Regions from separate parts of the Homo sapiens genome. Here region 1 is linked to region 2. The links are chromatin contacts, found by Hi-C or POLR2A ChIA-PET in ENCODE. All regions are on one chromosome and are shown on one strand. Each heading gives the region's core, a stretch centred on a gene start or an enhancer-like site at or near the end of the contact. The rest is flanking DNA. Distances are from core to core; before and after follow the strand shown. Region 1 holds the start of CORO1A (coronin 1A). Region 2 holds the start of ASPHD1 (aspartate beta-hydroxylase domain containing 1).

Evidence for each region. A loop is a pair of places that touch in the nucleus more often than their neighbours do. ChIA-PET counts read pairs that join two places held with the same protein, here RNA polymerase II (POLR2A). Pooled maps may share reads with other maps.
Region 1: a loop to region 2 is called in a pooled map, with 5 times the contacts of the local background. The contact joins the promoter of CORO1A here to the promoter of ASPHD1 in region 2. A Hi-C loop is called at or near these places in 1 of 50 pooled maps. POLR2A ChIA-PET finds 5 or more read pairs at or near these places in 2 of 52 experiments (Caco-2 and Panc1).

What each region holds. Positions count from the first base shown.
Region 1 is chr16:30,182,022-30,186,383 of GRCh38, forward strand. It overlaps CORO1A (coronin 1A), which reads left to right and starts at 1,581. Exons shown (of 11, transcript NM_007074.4): 1 at 1,581-1,704; 2 at 3,188-3,386. The coding sequence starts at 3,189. CORO1A-AS1 (CORO1A antisense RNA 1) reads right to left here and starts at 2,767. Exons shown (of 2, transcript NR_186359.1): 1 at 2,483-2,767; 2 at 1,372-1,750. RefSeq lists enhancers at 334-443, 1,862-2,402, 2,403-2,944, 2,945-3,484, 3,485-4,026 and 1 more and silencers at 1,164-1,273, 1,414-1,873, 1,904-2,013, 3,384-3,483.
Region 2 is chr16:29,897,186-29,901,842 of GRCh38, forward strand. ASPHD1 (aspartate beta-hydroxylase domain containing 1) reads left to right here and starts at 3,303. Exons shown (of 3, transcript NM_181718.4): 1 at 3,303-4,657. The coding sequence starts at 3,787. It overlaps SEZ6L2 (seizure related 6 homolog like 2), which reads right to left and starts at 2,365. Exons shown (of 18, transcript NM_001243332.2): 1 at 1,756-2,365; 2 at 668-799. The coding sequence starts at 1,834. RefSeq lists enhancers at 2,263-2,557, 4,324-4,657 and a silencer at 2,921-3,350.

The DNA.
Region 1 (4,362 bases), core at 331-2,830, 280 kb after region 2:
TTTGTGAGGTGGGCAGTTCAAATCTTATTAATTCCCCATTTACCAATGACAAAATGAGGTTCAGAGAGATTAGCCCTCTTGGCCAAGATCGCACAGCCAGTCAGTGGCAGAGGTGGGACTTGAACCCGTCCCTTGCTGTTCCTTGAACTTCTCCACACGACAGGGCTGTCCCTCAGCCTACAGGTCACCCCTCTAGCCTTGCCTGTTGGCTCTTCCTAATCCTTTCAGGCCCAGCCCAGATACTTTTTAAACAAGAATGATGAGAGCTAACTTTTTTTAAAATGAGACGGTCTTGCTCTTTCACCCAGAGAAGACTGGGTGATAACAGTGGCTCAATCTTGGCTCACTGCAGCCTCTGCCTCCAGGGTTCAAGCTATTCTCATGCCTTAGCCTCCTCAGTAGCTGGGATTACAGGGGTGCATCACTACACCACGCTAATTTTTGTATTTTTAGTAGAGATGCGGTTTTACCATGTTGGCCAGGCTGGTCTCGAACTCCTGACCTCAGGTGATCCGCCAGCCTTGGCCTCCCAAAGTGCTGGGATTACAGGCGTGAGTCACTACGCATGGCTGAGAGCTAACGTTTATTAAGCACCCGCCACTTTCTAGATGAGGTCCTTACTGACTTCCTTGGGTTATTTTAGGTAATCATCCCCATACCTCTTACGTGGCAGGTATGACTGTTACAGAGGGAGAAACCGAGGCTGAGAAAGGCTAAGTAGCGGCCACACCTCACTCAGCAGGTGACAGGCTGCGGTCGCACTCATGACATAGTCTGACTCTAGAGCAGGCCTTTCCTGCCCGCTGTTGCTGCCTCCAGAAGCCTCTCTGAATCCAAGGGTGGGAACTATTCCTCCTTGCCCTCGAGCCTTCGCCAAAGCCAGGGCTTGGAGCGGCCGTGGGCTCCTCCTCCTTCCCCCAGGCTGGGCTCTTCAGGGGCGGAAACCTGCCTGGCTTGCCTGCCTTGCTCGACCCTGTAGCCCCTGGCACGAAGTAGGTGCCCGTGATGCCGGATTATTTCAGCAGGAGGGCAGGGGTGTTCCCGATGAAGCCAGGAGATCCAGGGAGGAGAAGCGACTCCCGGGGCCACCCATGCTTAGATCTCAGAGCCAGGCAAGAGCCAGGTCCCGGGGGTCCAGGAGCGCGCTCGGGGCTCCTCCTCGCCCGCGCCCCCCGCGCCCCTCGCGCCCCCCGCGCCCCCCGCGCCCCCTGCGCTCGCGTCTGCGGGGCCGGGAGGAAGGGGCGGCGCAGCCGGGCCGGGGCGGGCACCGAGGCCTGGCGGGCGGGCCTGGGGCGCTTTCGTGCCTGCCAGGGAAAGGCTGGCGAGGAGGCTGGGGGCGGACGCAGGGAGGAAAGAAGCAATGGGGTGCTCTTGCGTTTTGACATTTTAAAAAGAAGTTTAGATTCGCTTCCCGGAGCCGGGATGGCAGCCTGCGCTATGGTTGGGGACCAACGTGGTGCACGGGCAGGGGCCGGGGAGAGAGGCGGCCGCAGCGGGAGCCCGGGAGCGCAGGGCGGGCCTGGAAGAGCTCCGCCCCAAGGGGCGCGGCCACCCCGGAGGCGGGCGCACGGCTGCTTCTCATTCATTGTCTTGACAAGAGCATCTTCAGCGGGCGAGTCCCCGGCTCCTCCAGCTCCTTCCTCCTCTTCCTCCTCCTCCTCCACCTCCGGCTTTTGGGGGATCACTGTCCTCTCTCGGCAGCAGGTGAGGCTGGGCCTGGGAGGCGCGGGTGGGCCGGGGCGAGGGCCACCTGTGGGGCGGCGCGCGCGTGGGAGCCGCGGGCTGCGGGGGCGCGCGGCTGTCACCGCGACCCAGCCAGCGCCGGGGCCAGGTAGCGGGCGCAGCAGCCCGTGGGGGGACGCTGCTTGGAGTGGGGGCCGCCGGGGCCCCAGAGCGCTCTGCGGAGGCGAGGGCTAGGGACCACCGCGGCCAAGATGGAGGTGGGTGGCCGGGGGTCAGCACAGTGTCGAGGGCCCGACTCCCCACGGAATTGAGTCTCGGGGAGGGTGGGGACGAGGGCAGGGTGGGGTGAGCGGGGCAGCTGCCCTGGGCTTGGAGACAGGAAGGGGTTGAGAGCAAAACAAGAAAAGACCAAGTTCCCCTTTCCGTGGTTTCCGGGCCTGGTACCTGTGGTGGGGGAGGAGGCAGGGTGGGGCGATGGCTTCCTGTCCCCCACCTCTGGTCCGGGGCTCCCCTCTCTCCAGATACAGGCTGCTCCTCAAGACTGGGGCTCTTCACATACGCTCCTCACCGCTCTTTGGGCAGGCCGACCTAGCAGCCTCTTCGGGAGTCCTGGGGTGGCCGGGGGTGCTGGAGCCCCCAGTGAGTAGGCGAGGCTGAGGCTAGGGGCAGAGGCTCTGGGCATGGCACCCTCCAAGCGGCAGCACAGGCCCCTTCCCTGAGCAGGAAGGTGATGCGGTGGCACAAGGTCGCCCCTGGAGTTCCTTGCTCCCCACCCAGACACTGGGGGAAACCATCCTACCTGGACCTCAGAGCAGTCGGAGTGGCCTCTCCCTTCCTGTGTGCAGTTTACATGGGGGTGGAGATGGCTCTTAAGGGCACCTGCTTTTCTGAGCGGAGGCGAGAGGCAGAGGTATGGGGAGGAGGAGATACCTGGACCTGAGCCAGAGACCTGCTGGGGAAGCTATCCTGCCGCCTCACTCCCCTCAGGCAGCCCCCACGCCACTTCCTCCTGTGTCCAGCCCCATGCCAGCAGGCGAGGGAGGCCAGCTCCTGTCCCTGCCTTTAGGAAGCGCTGTGTGGGTGTGAGGGAGGTGGGCTCTGGACACGGTAACTAAGAGAGAACCCACCCTCGGAGCCATCTGGGCTGATGACGCCTGAGTCTGAACCATTAGGAAGGACGGGCTCTGCATCCATCAGCCAGTCAGTCAACAAACATGCAGTGGGGCAACACCACGCCAGGCTCTGTTGCAGAGGCTGAGGGTACAGATTGAGAGGGTGGCTCAGAGTGGCCTGGGGCCAGGGAGAAGGGGGCTTGCAGGTTAGAGGGAAGGAGAGGCTGGGGAAGGCAAGCAGGCATCAGCCACAGAGGGAAGAATAGGGAGCCCCTGGAGATGATGCTGGGACCTTAAAAGCCAGACTGAGGGGTGTCCTGGGGGAGGTGGGGACCACTGGAAGATCAGAGTTGACCTGAAGGGAGAAATGCTCTTATGCTGTGTGCCCCCAGAATGAGCCGGCAGGTGGTCCGCTCCAGCAAGTTCCGCCACGTGTTTGGACAGCCGGCCAAGGCCGACCAGTGCTATGAAGATGTGCGCGTCTCACAGACCACCTGGGACAGTGGCTTCTGTGCTGTCAACCCTAAGTTTGTGGCCCTGATCTGTGAGGCCAGCGGGGGAGGGGCCTTCCTGGTGCTGCCCCTGGGCAAGGTGAGCCCCTGGGGCCCTGGGGGGAGCAGCTCCTCCACCGGACCCATGGCTCTGTGCAGGTCCTGATTAGGTGACGGTCACCAGGCCTTCCAGGGCCTGTGTTGCCATCTGGAAAACTGAGCTGGGCCCCATGAGCCTTACACTTCCTCCAGCTCCTCTGTGCTGTGGCTGTGTGGAAACTGACGCTCAGAAGGAGCCAACACAAGATGGGTCACACCAGTGACCAGGACTACAGACAGTCCTGCAGACCCATGATCAGCCCTCCTGAGCCTCAGCCTGGGGCTTTCTCCCCATGGAAACACAGAGGGGGTTGGGATGGGGTCTGGGGGCCCTGGCAGCGTTCTCAGGGTTGGGAGGGACTCTGGCTCTGGGCCTGTCTGAGGACCTAGCAACTCTGTCCCCCAGCTCGCAGGCAGGGATGATGCAAGAGGTGCTCTCCCCCACCCGCAGCCCTGCCCTCCCCTGGAGCCTGCTGCCCCCTCCGCTGGCTGGCTGCTGCCCCGCACCCCCAGCACACTCCTGTGCTCTTTGGGGGGTAAGACAGGAAGGGGAGATGGGCCCCAAGTTGTTACCTTAAAAGGGCTGATGGAAGCAAAGAGAAGAGGAAGTGGTTGTCGGGGTGAGAGCTGGGCCCGCGCCCCACATGGCTGTCACACAGGAAGCCCTGCTGAAGCAGCTGTCCCCGGAAGAAGCCATTTCCAAACCTCTGCTCCTGCCTGGGGCCAGTTGGGACAGGCTCCCTGGCCCCTCTCCTTTTGGGAGGACCCACCCCTGCAGCCCCACCACTCACACTCGCTCTCTGGGGAGCTGCCTCCACCCCCCCAGCCCCCATACACCTGTCCTGGCTCCAGGGCCAGTTGTGCCCATGGAAGCCTCACTCGGGGAAGCTGGGGTGGGGGTGCCAACCCTAAGGGCAGAGACAGACTGAGACAGAGACCGGCGGGAACTCTGCCAGGGTCTTGCACGGCCCCCAACC
Region 2 (4,657 bases), core at 2,053-4,552:
GGGCTGAGGGAAGCTAGGGGTTCCCCTGCCATACCACAAAAGCCTCCCGCACAAGGTACAGCACCCCCCACCTTTCCCTTCCCCACCCCAGCCCCTACCTCCTCCCAAGGCTTCCACAGCCTGAGTCCCCCCTCTTTCTCTTCTGGTCCCTTCTCTCCACCCAGCCCCTTCCACCCTGATACTCCTCTCCCTGAGCCTCTCTCTCTGCCTCCTCACTCAGATCACGTTCTCTCTCTGGTTATCTCCTCTCTCCTCTGTCTCATTCTCTCTCGAACTCTTTATTTCCCCATTTCCCTGTTTAGTATTCTGATTGCACTCTGATTTCATGATTCGAGATCCACTAGTTTTTGTGTTTCATTCTCTCTGTCTCTGTCTTCCACCATTTCTCTGAGTCTGGTTCTCTGAATTTCCATCTCTGTTTCTATGTGTCTGTTTTTCTGTCTGACTGTCACCTAATCATTCTGTCTCTGTCTCTCTGGTTCTGTCTGTGCCCAGGTTTGACTTTCTCTGACAGTCTCGTTCTGTGTTCCCTGAATCTCACAGGAATGCAGGCTCTTTCCTCTGCAGTCTCTCTCTGCCTGCTCTTCTCTAGCCTGGCTCCCCATCTCCCTGAGCCCATATCCCTCCCTCTGCCTCTAGGCCACTCCTGCCACTCTGGGGGCCTCACCTGGCAGGTAGCCCATCTCTGGGCCCCTCCTCAGCAGGGCCCCATGAAGCAGTTCAGCCAGGGCCTCAGAGGCCACCGTGGGGGTCTCACTTCCAGGCTCTGGCAATATCTCCTCCTCCTTCAGGGGCAGACCTAGGAGGTGAAGTTGTGTGAGCTTCTCCACTTCCCCACACCCCTTCCTTCTCCAGAGAGATATTTTCTAGAACTCTTCCTCCCTCCTCCATCAGCTGGGCCTGCAGGGGCTCAGATGGTCCCAGGCTCGACTGAGGGCCAAGATCGGAGGAGGGGCTCCCAGCTGCCCTCATACTCCCACTCCCACACCTCTTCTCTCCCCTCCCCTCTCCCTTCTCCCTGGGCTGTGTGGGCCTTCATTGAACACCTTAGCTCTTATGGACCCTGGACAGCGCCAGCAAGGCAGAGGGGTCGCCGGTGCTGCCTTCCCTTTCACCTCAGTGGTGATCTCCCCCCAACCCTGGGGCTCTGCAGAGGATCTGGCCGCACCTCCCAGCCCTTGCTTCCGCAGTGCCTGGCTTTCTCTCTGGGTTTCTGTCTCTGCAGTGTGGCTGTCTTTTCTCTCTCTCTCTCTCTCTCTCTCCCCCCCACCCTCTCTCTCTCTGGTCCTCTGCAGTCTCTGCCTCCTTCCCTGGAGTCTGGCTGGGGGTCAGAGTGGGGGACTGAAAATCTGGTCTTTGAGCCCTGCCTCTGCTCATCTGTCTTTGTCCATTCATCCAAGAACAGTTGTGTGTACAGCGCCTGGCATCTCTCTCAGCACCTCCATCTCCCACCCAGGTCCCTCCATGCTTCTGCCGCCTCCGCAGACATCCCCCCAACTTTCCCAGCCCTCCTTCTTGGATCTAGCCCCTGAGACACTGCTAAAAGCTTCTCTCATTCATTTCTCTGCCTTCTCAATATTGAGGGTTAAGGGGCTTCGGGTTCAAGCCTGAAAGCTCTGGCTTGCCCCTTCCCCATCAGCTGTGCCTCTCCCCTCCCCCATGTGCTCGGAAGACCCAGGATATTAAGAGAAAGGAGGGTGGAGGACCCCGCTGGACGCCTTCCTGGGGCCCACCCCCACAGTCTCATGTCCTTACCCTGGATCCAGGGACAGCTCAGCAGAATTAGGAACAGCAGCTGGGGAGGCGGCGGGTGCTGGGCCCTGGGAGTCCCCATGGCGACTCACCCCGATCTCTCTCCTCTGTGCCTCTCTAAGTAATCTGGCTGCCACCTTTCCTCCGTCTCCGTTTATCTTTCCCTTTAATTGTTTTTTTTTTTTTTTTTTTTTTCCTCGTAGGAGTCAGCAAAGAAAGACAATTTCTCTGCCCCTTGGGATGGAGGGGCAGAATTGGGCTAGGGGTCGCCTGGAGCCCACCCCCCTTTGCTCAGTCTCCTCTGTCCTCTTCTCGCGGCTCTGTGGTGGAGGGGGCGCGGCTCCGGCTGCAGGGGGTGGGGCCGAGAGGGCCGAAGGGGCCGGGTGGCCTGGGTTACCCTCCTGCTCAGGCGCCTGGGTCCACTGGGCTGTCTGGACCCCAAGCTAGGGGACTGGGGAGGAGAAAGACAGCTTCTGGGGGTTTAGGGTGGGGTCGAGGATCGAGGGGGTCTCCACTGGGCTCTAGCGGGGCTTGTCGGGGAGGGGAAGGGGTGGGTTGGGGAACTGGGAGAGCCGAAGCTCGGGCACTGGAGCTGCGGGAGGGAGAAGCTGAGAAAGGTATCGAGCCCACGTCAGATCCTGGGGACGGGCGGAGGGAGGGGCCTGGGATTTATTTGACGGGGAGGGAGGAGGAGGAAGTGCAGATGGAGGAGGGAGGGATCATACGAGCCAGGGCCGTAATCCTCACTCCCGCGGCCCCTAGGGGAGGCAAAGGAAACTCTCTGGTCCCAGCAGTAATTAGCCCCCTCCGCCTGCCATTCCAGCACATCTGGAATCTGAATCTCCTCTTCCCAGGGTGCCGAGGGGCTGCATAGCTTGGTTCGCGCCTGCTAGGCCCCCAATTATGCCCCCTGTTCACATTCAGACCTCCCAAGGGGCTTCCCTTCCCCTTTTACAGTAGCTCGGGTGGAATGGGCTCTCCCTCCTCCAGGGGAATAGAGAGCTTCCACGATTGTGACAAGTCTCGTGGGTGACGGGCCGGGGTTTGGGGAGGAGAGACAGACCCCTCCTCTTCCATAAACCCTGACCCCGGCCAGCTAACAGGCGGCCTCGGCTCTGATTTTCCCTCCGGAGCGCCCTTTTCAGCACCAGCGGCGCGCGGACAGCTCCCCTCGCCCCGCCGGGGCGGGCCCGGCCCGACGCCGCCCGCGATTGGCTGAGGCCGCTTTCGGTGTTTGCCAGGCTCGCGGGCTCCCGGGCTGCCTAGGGCCAGCGGGAGTCACAGGCCGACCGACCGACGGACCAGCCGCCCGACGGACTGGCCTCAGCATCCTTGCCCGCAGTCCCGGGCGCCTGCCCAGCCGTCAGTCCGCGCTCGCCCCGCCCCTCAGGCCCCGCCCCTCAGGCCCCGCCCGATACGACCCGCCCCTTCTTTCGCATTGCGGGACGGCTGGAGGCTGGCACCGTGGCCCCTGCGCCCCACGTGGCGCCCTTTCCGGGCGGGGGGGGTGGGGAGGCACCTCCAGCGACAACTCTCCCCCCTCCCCCGGCACCCGGCTGATTTGCTGTGCCACTGGGAGGGTTCGGGGGTGGCTGAGCTGAGAGGGCTCCGGGAAGGAGTGACGTCAGGGTGAGTGGGAGCCCAGGAAGGAGCGAGTAGGAGAGAGGGAGCGAGAGCCAGGCAGGACCGCAGGGTCGGGGCTAGTGAGGAGCGAGGGCAAGGAGAGAGCAGTGAGGCCGGAGAGAAAGAAGCTGCCGCGGAGGAAGACAGGCTGCGGGTTCCCGGGACTGCAGGTCCAGGCAGGGTAGGAACCGCTGCCCAGGGGAGCTAGGAGGAAGCGGGGAGAGAGAGCGAGCGAAAAGCGGGGGTGGGGAGGAAAGGGGGAGATTGAGGTGGGAGAGAGAAGCAGAGCGAGAGAGAGGAGGCTGCTGGAAGGAGAAAGAAGAGGGTGAGGAGGCGACAGAGGGAGAGGAGGAAGAAGAGGTAGAAGGAGAGAGAAAGGGGAGAGAAAGGAGAGAGGAGGGTTGGAGGTGCATGAAGGAGGGGAGAGGGAGCTTCAGCGTGGAGAGAGGACCGCGGAAGGAGAGAGAGACAGCCCAGAGTGGAATGTGGAAGGGAAACAGTCCAGCGGGGAGCCAGGGGGCAGCCATGGAAGGGACAGGTGGGGAGCTGGGGGGACAGGGGAACTGGGGTCCGGAGGACGCCCCAGGCCTCTTGGCCAGGGCCTCCCTGATCATGCTCCCGTGGCCACTACCCCTGGCCTCCTCGGCCCTCACCTTGCTCTTCGGGGCCCTCACTTCCCTGTTCCTCTGGTACTGCTACCGCCTGGGCTCCCAAGACATGCAGGCCCTAGGGGCTGGGAGCCGAGCTGGGGGTGTTCGTGGTGGGCCTGTGGGATGCTCGGAGGCCGGCGGGCCAAGCCCAGGGGGTCCTGGGGATCCCGGGGAAGGACCTAGGACGGAAGGCCTAGTGAGCCGGCGGCTTCGGGCCTACGCAAGGCGCTACTCCTGGGCTGGGATGGGTAGAGTGAGGCGGGCAGCTCAGGGTGGCCCAGGCCCTGGGAGAGGGCCAGGGGTCCTAGGTATTCAGCGCCCAGGCCTGCTTTTCCTACCAGACCTGCCTTCAGCCCCCTTTGTGCCGCGGGACGCCCAGCGGCACGACGTGGAGCTCCTGGAGAGCAGCTTCCCTGCCATTTTGCGGGACTTCGGGGCTGTGAGCTGGGACTTCTCAGGGACTACCCCTCCGCCTCGGGGCTGGTCCCCACCTCTGGCCCCCGGGTGCTACCAGCTCCTGCTGTACCAAGCAGGCCGGTGCCAACCCAGCAACTGCCGCCGGTGCCCGGGGGCCTATCGGGCACTGAGGGGGCTTCGAAGCTTTATGAGTGCCAACACCTTCGGCAATGCCG